Regions from separate parts of the Homo sapiens genome. Here region 2 is linked to region 1. A link is a loop called in an ENCODE intact Hi-C map of the cell type or tissue named here. Cell type or tissue: B cell. All regions are shown on one strand. Links, peaks and the distances in the headings refer to the core of each region. The heading gives the core; the rest is flanking DNA.

Evidence for each region. Hi-C counts contacts between places; a loop is a spot of excess contacts. Peaks named below come from ENCODE experiments on the same cell type or tissue, not always from the same donor. Only the 100,000 strongest peaks of a DNase experiment are listed, where the experiment ranks them.
Region 2: a loop joins it to region 1, with 6 times the contacts of the local background. A loop is called at or near these places in 2 of 110 quality-filtered maps.

Annotation. Positions count from the first base shown.
Region 1 is chr5:56,562,887-56,568,273 of GRCh38, forward strand. All of the region lies in intron 1 of C5orf67 (chromosome 5 putative open reading frame 67), which reads right to left. Among named protein-coding and RNA genes, the nearest start is that of C5orf67, 41 kb to the right of the region's middle. In B cell, for the core only: no CTCF peak of the experiment used is centred there; a DNase peak (open chromatin) is centred at 3,035; H3K4me3 peaks cover 792 bases.
Region 2 is chr5:56,416,586-56,421,972 of GRCh38, forward strand. No RefSeq gene overlaps it. Among named protein-coding and RNA genes, the nearest start is that of LINC01948, 62 kb to the right of the region's middle. In B cell, for the core only: no CTCF peak of the experiment used is centred there; a DNase peak (open chromatin) is centred at 3,226; H3K4me3 peaks cover 1,264 bases; H3K27ac peaks cover 4,085 bases.

The sequences.
Region 1 (5,387 bases), core at 87-5,086:
GTCTAGTTCTTTCCTTAACTAGCTATGTGATTTTGGTATAATCGTTTCACCTCTCTGGACTTCTGGACCTCAATGTTTTCATACACAGAGTGAGCAGGTTGATCTAGCAGTGCTATCCAATAGGATTTTCTGTTGTGATGAAAATGTTCTGTCTCTGTACTGTTGGGTGTGGCAGCCACTAGCCACATGGGGATATATTGAGCACTTAAAGTGTGATGAATACAACTGAGGAACTGCATTTTTAATTTTATTTTTATTTTTAACTAATTTAGAGTAAGATTACATAGGCACATATAACAAGTGGCTACTATATTGGGACAGCACAGACAGTATTTTCTAAGATCTTTTCTGATTCTAGCATTCTGTGCTTGACAGAACCTCTCTAGGAAAACCAGTATTGTTACAATGGATCTTAAGACCTTGTCTGATCTTTATGGTCTGTGTACTTTGGAAGAGAACTAAAAGCAAATTTGTAGAGACCCTTAAGAAGAACATGGATCTTGAGAAACTAGGAGTGTGTTTCCTGGAGGCTGATGAGTACTCTAATGACCGTCAATGGTATTTTCTAAGTCTTTACATGAATCAGGTTTGAACTATCTCAACTTCTGAAAAATAATAGCTAATAAAAACTGACATTTTTTGAGTACTTACTCTAGATTAACATACTTCTTTCACAAAAAACAAATAACATAGGCATATTATTATTCTTGATTTACGGATGAAGAAAGTGAGGAAAGGAAATGTTAAATAACTTGTCTCAGGCCATCCAGCTAGAAAGTGGATAGCCAGGATATGAAACTAGACAATGAGCTCCAGATCTTATTTTGTAAAAATCTTAATGAATAATAGCACACATATACAGCAGTGTTCAAGTCAAAAATGTGCAGATTAATTACTTTTCATAAAGTAAACTTGCCCATACCATTTCCAGAATATTACCAGCATCCCAGAAGCCCTCATTAGGACCCTATTCAGTTACCGCTCACCCCATCCCAACTAAGGATAACCACTACGCTGATTGCTAACACCATAGGTTAGAAGAACTTATACTTTAACCACTATGTTGTAGATCCCTGAAGACAGTATTAGAAGATCACATTCTTATAATCAAGAGAAGAAACAAACATGTTTGGTGGTTTCAAATTAATCGGTAGTAAAAACAGGCAATCCGCAGACTAGAGAACTACTCATTGATTTGATACATATTCATTGAGCATCTACTATGTAACAAGCATTGTACTAAGCACTAGGTATTCAACATTGATTGAAACAGACAGAGCTCCTCCTCTATAAAGGTTTTAAGACTTGGTCCACTTTATCAACTAATAGGTGGCTTAGAGAGTAGAAGAAGACTACTCAGTGATCTTGGTGGTGGCTGACAGCCACAATAGTGGTGGTCAATAGCCTTAGTGATGGGGCCGACAATAGTGCTGGCACTCCAGAGAAGAGTTGCCCTGGCTCTGGTCTCTAGAATTTTAGCAGAATGTCCTTTGAGTCTCCTGGAATTTTGGAAAGGTGACAATTAGAGCTAATTGCATGACATTCCACTAAAAACTATTTTATAAACAATTTCTGAATACTCTCTTTATAAGCAATAACTTAGGAAAAGTCTACAAGCTTAATGTAACCAGAGAGATTACAACATGAGATGGGAGATGTGGGGATATTGCATGAATAGGAAAAAAATTTAAAAGACCACCAGGGAACTCCACCCCAGCTAATGAGGAATGATTACTCCCTGCTGACAAGCAACTGAGCCACTCTAACTAATATTTTCCAGAGTAATAAAGAGGCTGATGCAAGACAGTGAAGCATCCAGGGGCTATTTCCAAACAAATTCTGGGAGATACAAAAGCAAATAGACCAATGACAGTTAAAAAAAAAAAAAGGCTTCTATGGGCTACTGCAAATTGAGCTACTTGCATCACTGTGACCCAGTCGTGCCTTATGCCCAGGGATACTTTAGTAACTGCTCTCTTGTGGTTCAGGGAGAATGTAGATGGAAGGTGAGTTTTAAATGTACCGACGTCTTGCTTTTTCCAAAGTTGACTTGATCTCTCCCTTGAAATGCATATGCTAATATGACCCCTGGGAATTGTGCAAACCTACCAACACACCACAAGGTCAGCTGTTTAGACATTGTTGGGTTTCCGTAATGCTGAGAAAATAGCATGGGAGCCCTGCAGGAACCGTGCCATCACTGTGTTTCTCTTATCTGAGCTCGGTTCTCACACTAGCTGGAGCTCTTGCATCTACTGTACAATGAAAACATACTGTGGGAACAACTGAAATTTCATCTCAGGGGAGGAGAAGGGGTGCATTTTCTCCTATTACCCAACTCCATGCTATGCAACCAGTCTCACCCATCCTTGTGTCAAATCCGCATAGCTAATGGAGCATGAGAAGCCTTAAGTGCCTCAGTCTATTTATTGTAAACAGTGAAAGGGTGTAAGCAGCAAACAGGACTTCTAATCATGGAAAGCTGAGTGGAGCTGTGCAAAGGGCTTGCAGGGAAACCCAAGTCCAGAGAGCACAGCTAGTGTGTAATGAACTGCAAGGGTGGCCTCAGGTCTTTTCCTATAAATGAGCGACAGGCAGACTCCTAGGAGCTTTGCAGCACCAATGAGGAGCAGCGAGGCCTGAGCGGGGAATCTGCAAAGCTCAGGAAGTTCTGACTCTATGATGAAAAGACTGAGCAAGAGAAAAGCCCCATTTCCAAATGGAAAAGGTCTAGACATCTAAATCCTTTCCTCTCATTTTTTTTTCTCACCATGATTTCAGCTTGCATTCAGTGGGAGCTGGCAATCTTTCCACTCAGGTCTTGTTCCTTGACAAACACAGTGCAAAAACTGATGCTTAGGCTTTAAACTATGTGGAGCACGCCCAAGGCTACTTTGTAGAAAGCGAAGGTCTGTGCAATGACCTGCTCCCTGGAGCCCTTGTAATAGTTGTTGGGAAGGTCTCAGAGCCAGCAAAATGATCGTTTCTGACTCTGTGGCTGAGGGATGGTGCTGCAAATGTGTGTTCTCTTGGGTTTCACTTCCTCCTGCCAAGATCACTCTGCCCTGCACCCTCCTCTTTTCTTCAAGGGATTAGGGGCTAGACCATTCATTCACTCATTCACTCAGCAAATATTTATTATTTGCTATGTGTCAGGCACTGATTTATGTGCAATGCACAGGACAGACAAAATTGCTCCCTTCATGAAGCTTACATTCTAACAAGAGAGAAGGACAAAGACAAATAAGGAAATGCATAGTTTAATATTGGGCAGTGATGAGTGGCATGCAGAAAAATAAAGTAAGCTAAAGGGACAGAGAGTTATTGTTAGATAAGGTGGTCTGAGATAATCCCTCTAAGGAGATGACATTAGAACCCAGACCTAATGATGTGAGCAAGCCATGTAGACACCTGGGAGAAGAATGTCTCAGGTAATGGAAATAGCACATGCAAAGGCTAACAGGTGGGAACATGCTTGGCATTCAGGAGGAACAGCAAGACCAGTCCTCATGAGAAGCCATGGGGAAAATAATAAAAGATGATATCAGAGAAGCAGGCAAGTGCCTGATCATGTGGGACTCTGGTATGGACTTTGCATTTTATTCTAGGAGGATGGGAAGCCATTTGAGCATGGCCGAGATATCATCTCTATTGCAAAACTTTGTGACTGTCAGTGGCCCTACCCACAGAATAAGACTGAGAGCCAAAGCTCAAACTGGAGAATAGACAGCCAGAGCAGAGTACGACAAGTCATAATGACCACAGCAATTCCAATGATCAAAGCTCAGGTATGACTGCAAGACCAGGAGCATTCTGTGATCCAATAGCCTTTTCTCTGTCTCCTCTTTTTAGAAGGGCCCAGTTGCCACTGTTAGGATGTAGAGAGACAACAGAGAGACATCATATCTATACCTGACAGGCTACAGGTCCCTCCTTGCCATGCACAGCTCTTGTTTGCCTCCCCGCTTTCCTTGCCTGCTCTTCCCAAGAACACCTGAGGCTCCCGTCACAGTGAATTATACATCTTCCCCGACCGTGTTATTCCTCCCTTCCTGGAATGTGCTCATTCTTCTGCCTAGAGTGACATTTTCTGCCTTGTATGCCGGAGGAAAGACCCACTCGTCCTTAAAGAGTCAGCTTAAATAGTATCTCCTCTGTGAAGGATGTACGGTATTTCTGCTGACATGTGTCACACTGCATTGAAGCATAGACAGGTGACACTGGATAAGAATAAATAATGAAGACGAGTTAAAATGTAAAAAAGGTTTTTTGTTAAGGTCAAGGAGATAACACACTCCTGTTGTAGAAGAGGCAGGCCACTTCGAAGGGAATATATGCTCCTAGTGTCATTCATCAGGCGGTAGGTAACTTCTAGGGGAAGAGGAAGCACACCAGAGTGGGAAAGGAACTTTTAGGGGCTGGGAGACATTGGCTAGACACTCAGGCATGTCTGGATCAAGCTGAATTGACTCTGGCCACTGCGATTAGGCAGGAAGCTGGCCCAGGAAGCAATCATGCATCTGGGTTTGTATGACAGTTCAGTTCCCGCTTAAAGTGAATTGGTAAAAGGAGCACAGTTTCTGCTCTCCTGAGGTGAGCATGGCAGGGAGGGGTGCTTTAGCAATGAGGAAGACACAGAGAAAGCAGAGGTGAACAGCCACCTGCAGGTGGATAATCACCCACTAAAGGACACGTGCTTCCATTGAATTAGATATGTTAAATAAAGGAGCTGCCCTGCATTGCCATCTTTGCTCGGGAAGAAGAAAGCTATTATAGCCTAACAAATGGTAATCGATTGCTTCTTATGACCAAATTTAAATTAAAACCGAAGAAGTTCCTTGAGTAAGACCAAACCTGTTGAAATTTCAAAAAGGCAACTAAACTTCGAACTTCCCCCTGACTCCATGCAGCAGCCGAAAGATCATAATTACTAGTTTGATAACTGAAAGGAACACTATATTTTTATTTAAAAGACACAAGTTTGAGTCCCTGGCTGTGCTGTCATTTGATTGTGTGATTGGCAAGTCACTTCACCACTCTGAACCTCAATATCCTCACCTAAAAGGCAGATAATATAGCTAACTTGCAATGTTGCAGTGAGAATTAAATGAAATGGGCCAGGCACGGTGGCTCACGCCTGTAATCCCAGCACTTTGGGAGGCCGAGGTGGGCGGACCACAAGGTCAGGAGTTTGAGACCAGCCTGACAAACATAGTGAAACCCCATCTCTACTAAAAATACAAAAACTAGCCGGGCGTGCTGGTGTGCGCCTGTAACCCCAGCTACTCAGGAGGCTGAGGCAGGAGAATCACTTGAACCCAGGAAGTGGAGGTTGCAGTGAGCCGAGATTGAGCCACTACACTCCAGCCTAGGCGACAGAGTGAGAC
Region 2 (5,387 bases), core at 229-5,228, 150 kb before region 1:
CACCCAGGATCAATACTTTGCATTCTTCAATCCAATCAAGTTGACATTCAGTATTAACCATCACAGCAGGGCAAGAGAACACACAACATGATATTATCACAATATTTTTACCACAGCAAACTTAAGGTACCCCATCCACACAGATGCCTGTCAAAATAAAACAGAAAAGGGAATAGGAAGCAGGGGATGAGGAGTTAATTTCTTTTAGACTTGCTGCTTGAACTTATTCAGACTCCTCTTAGATCTGGAGCTGACATTTTTGTGACATTCTTTTCTCATAGACCATTTTTTCTACTGAGAGCTGACTTGGAGTCAAGAAAGGAAGAACAAACTAGTACTTAAATGAAATAGGATACATTTGAATAGGTCTTTTAATTTTTCCAAGTATTTAATCTCTGTTAGCTATATTCTTGTGGCGTCCATATGAAGAGATAAGTAGCAAATTTTAAAGAATTTCTACTGAAGTTAGAAAACTGAGTTCATCTAATCTTTTTATGCATCTCTATAATTTAGGAGATTGATGCTCAGAAATGATTATAATTGTTCTAGTGGAGGTGCCAGCTACTGTGCCCATAGAAGGATCTATCTGTAACTAAATTCCTTGGTATGGCCACGAATGGTAAATCTCACCTTTCTTGAGGCCCCTCTTAGCATCAGTTTCCCTGAGCTTCCCTGCCTTTCTCACCTTTCTTCCTTTGTCAAAATAAGATGATATTTTTCTAGATCCATTTATTCATCCAACTAAATATCTCCTCTGAGATGCCTATGTAACCTGTACAACAAAAAGAGCATATTGAATGAGCCCGATGAATGAGGCATCTGAAATCCTACAATTAAAAAAAAAAAGGAAGAAAAAATTAGAAGTATCTTTCCTAAAAGAAAGTCAGACATAAAAGTTGTGGTTTTTTGTTTTGTTTTTTGTTGTTGTTGTTGTTGTTTGTTTGTTTAACCTGTCCTGAAATGTTGGCAAGGTCCTATATCATAAAGTCTCTGCTTGATACATAAAATGTTTGGAGCAATCGGAATTGGTTTCGATTTTTCTCAGGGGATTATGACCCCAAGAAAGTAGGAAAACCTCTGCTGTGTATATTTACTCTCGATGAAACTCCATTTCCATATCCTGTCTTCCTATGCCCTATTCCATCTCAGTTTATTATTCAAATTCTGCCTGCTTTCATTCATTCAACAAAAATTGTTGAGTGGATATTACATGCTAGAAAGTGTTTGATATGTTCCCAACCATCTGAGCTGGCCATTCTTCCACTGGGTAAGAGGAACTCAGGAGTCTGAAACCCCTTGGAGGTAAAATTAAGGAAAAAAGATCAGAAAATACGTTTTTGAATAATAAAGTTGTTTTTTTTTTTACAAATGTTTTGTGGTTGTTTCAAAATGTCTTCATATTTACTTAGCATTTTCATAGATTACAAAGGAACTTCATAAATACTCTAACTACAACGTCCACTCCTAGGGTGTGGATAGTTTCAGTAGCCTTCCTCACTATGAGCTTGAGTGTAGAGACTGTGTTTTATTATGTTTATGTCTCTAGAATTTGGCCCGGGGTCAAGTAGGGATTAGGCTCTCACTAAGTAATTTTTAAATGAACGTCTTCATATTACATGTATATAAGTTATTTCCTATGCTGGTTTGTAATTGGAGGCTCTTTGCACTATCTCCTTTCCAGGTGCACAGCATTGTTCTCATCAGACAATGCATTTGGCTGAATTTTACCCAGGAAAAATGTTAGGTTGAACTTAGAGGACAATCTGGGACAGTACCAGACATCCTAGTCATGTCATCAGTCCTTGAAGCCATAGTTGAAAACTTTATAAAATGAGAAGTTTGGTAAAGACACAAAGTTGTTAGGTGGAGAAAACTGGAGAACTGAAATAATTTCATATTAGGGATGGTAGTTTCATGATGACAATGATTAAGTTTCAGAGATATTAAGGCAACAGTAAGATTGCAAACAAAAGCAGTAAGATGGCATCTGAAGCAAGAAGTTCACCAAGATGACTTGTTTAATTTTCCCCTTTCATAGGGTACTTGGGAGTTTATTTCTTCTATATTATGTCTTCAAACTTCTGGTTAAAAACACTAAACTATCTGATGAGCAGAATATAAGAAATGATAGGAATAATGATCTGGCATTTGGTTTCTAGAAGAAAACGAGACAATAAGCTTAAATGGTGCCTGTATTAGAAACAAGGGCAATAAGAATTTCGAGAGTGTTAAGGTCTTAATTCTGACCTTGTGATAAGACTATTTCTTGCTATTTATTTCTCCCCATCAGAAATCTATAATTTTCTATTTTTCAATTGTCATATCTATGAAAACATCCTTAGCAGGTAACCTAAGACTTAGAGGTTGAAAATGTGAGATTAATATTGGCAGAAAATGTTAGAAGACAACTTTGGCTACCTGGAACCCAGACTTTTTTTTCTGTGAGATCTTGGAAAAGTCACTGATATGGTTTAGCTCTGTGTCCCCACCCAAATCTCATGTTGAATTGTGATTCTTGGCATTGGAGGTGGGGCCTGGTGAGAGGTGATTGGATCATGGGGGCGGTGTCCAATGGTTTAGCACCATTGCCCTAGTGCTGAGATACAGCTCTCATGAGATCTGGTTGTTTGAAAGTGTGTAGCACCTCCCCTGTCATTCTGTCTCCTGTTGGCCATGTGAAGATGTACTTGTTTCCTCTTTGCCTTCACCATGATTGTAAGTTTCCTGAGGCCTCTCAAGAAGCAGAAGCCTGTACAGCCTGTGGAGTCATGAGCCGATTAAACCTTTTTTTTTTTTAATAAATTGCCCAGTCTCAGGTAGTTCTTTATAGCAGTGTGAGAATAGACTTACACAGTCACCTAGCCTCGCTGAACCTCAGTTTTCTAACTTCATTAGAAATCCTTTTAGATTGGCCCGCTTATCTCTTTATACAGATGCTGTAGGAATAGAATTAGCAGGATAAAATACCTAGAAAAATTAAGAGACTTATTCAAATGTATGCTATTTTATTTAAGTACTAGTTTATTTTTCCTTTCTTGACCCCAACTCAGCTCTGAGTAGAAAAAGTGACCAGGAATGTCAAAAAATTCAGCTCCAGATCTAAGAGGAGTCTAAGTAAGTTCAAGCAGCAGGTCTAAAAGAAATAAACCACTCACCCCCTGCTTCCTATTCTCTTTTCTGTTTGATTTTCATAAGCATCTTTGTGGATGGGTTAACCTTAAGTGTGTGCTGTGGTAAAAATGTTGTGATAATATCATGTTCTGTGTTCTCTTGTCCTGCCAACATGAGAATCAGAAGGAGGAAGTGCAGATGAGCTGGAAGAGTGAGCTGCATCAGTAAATATGAGCTGAGCTATTCAGAATTTTGACAGGCCCCAATAATTTCTGAAACTGTGCACGCACATGCACACACACACACACCCCTACGATGACCTTCTACCTATGTGCCAGACACTTTTCTAAGAATTGATGTTACACAATGATGAAAAATACATATTCCCTGCTTTCAAGAAGCTTGCATTCTAATGAGTGAAGAATAAAATAGTGAATTCATAACATAAATTAAATTCAAATAATTATATGTGCTATGAAAAAAATCCAAAATAATTAAATAGAGAGTAAAAGGGAGGTGAGAATGGGGCTGGAGTTGACAAGTAGAGAGGTAAGAGTCAGACAAGAGAAGGTGACATTTGAACTGAAATCTGAGTATCCAGAGGCACCAGCCAGGGAAATATCTAAAAGAAGAGCTGAAAGATGAGTTGGAATGAATTCACTGAGGAAAGTATGCAGGAAAATGAGGTTGCAGAGGTAAACCACAGCCAAATCAAAAGCAACTTTTAGTCTATGATCTTGGAATTTATTCTAAGTAGCATAGGAAACTCTTAGGAGAGTCTGATCTTTGATTTGTGGATTAATGTCTTTCATTAACCTTGGATTAAATCTTAGCCATTATCTCTATAAATGTTTCTTCTGCCTTATTCCTTCCTGTTCTTTAACACCAGTTTCCTGTATATCAGACCATCTAACAGTGTCTCACATCTAAAACATTCTATTGTTTTTCTTCATTCATTTTCTCTTTATGGTTTAGTTTAAATAATTTCTATTGAACTGCCTTCAAATTTACTGATCTTTTCTTCAGGATCAGTAAAGGTTGTGTTCAGTATTGTAGTTAAACACATTGAATGAATTTTCCATTTCTAATATTGTAGTTTTCAGCTCTATAATTTCCCCTCAATCCTTTTAGAGAGCTTCCATTTTTATGCTAAAGTTCCCTGTCTGGCACAAACTAATTTCCTAAAATATTTTTGTTGAATGAATAAATTGGTTTTGCTGCTCTGTCAGGAAAAAGGATTTTTTAAAATACAGAAAAATGTTCACATCTGTACTGAAAAATTTAGTGTCATAAATTAGTGATCTTCCACTAAGACTCAATAACTCATGGTACAACCAGGTGATAGCCATTTCATTTGAATGTTTTGCAAATTTAACCTTATTTTGGAGACAGCTAATGTAATAAGGCACTCTCATATTACTAGTATTCTTATACTTGGTCAGTTCCTTCTGGAAGCTCATAGTAGGACTAGACCCACAGGCATATAAACATCAAGGCACTTTGCTCAATAGTGCAGAACTATAGCAACCATAATAAATGTCTCCTTTTGTGAATGATTTAAATAAAGCCAGAATGCCTTTGGGTTAGTTTTTATCCCTGGAAAAAGACAAATCATTCCACTGGCAACATATAGAATATGTTCCTTGGAATAAATGACATATGACTTAAATTTCTTCTCTCTAGAGGATAGTTTTGGCAAGCTTCTCTATGTGCAAATGTGAAAGATACAGTTTTCACCTGGAGTAGAAAGTCCCGGAAGTCTGTCCTGCAGAGCAATCACTAGAGTGCTAGGAATCCCAGAATTTAACAAGTAAAATTCAAAAGAAAAGTAAAAGTGAAAAGGAGAAGTCTCAAGTAATCCATTAAATGTTTCTGGAGCAGACAAAACAAAATAACAAGGCAAGGCTGTGGAGTTGCATAACAAGAAAAACATAAATGCATATTTTCCAGAAAGCACTGGCCTCTCACATAAGTTTAAAGAGACTGATGCCTCTGGCGAGGGGATTATACTAGAGTTGCAATCACCTTTATGTTTTATTAGTGCTTATTATTACCATGGTGAACACAATGCTATCTGCTTCCCTGAGTGTGTTTGAAGTATAGGAAAAATCCAAAGATTTTTATAAAGTGAGGGATGGTGATACAGTACAACTCCTACGTGCACATACATATGGACGTACACAGAGAGAGACTCAAAAGAGTTGCATTTTAATTTCTCAGCAGAAGGAAACTTAGATTCTTTCATATCCATCTGTAGTTTCTAGACATTATATGGA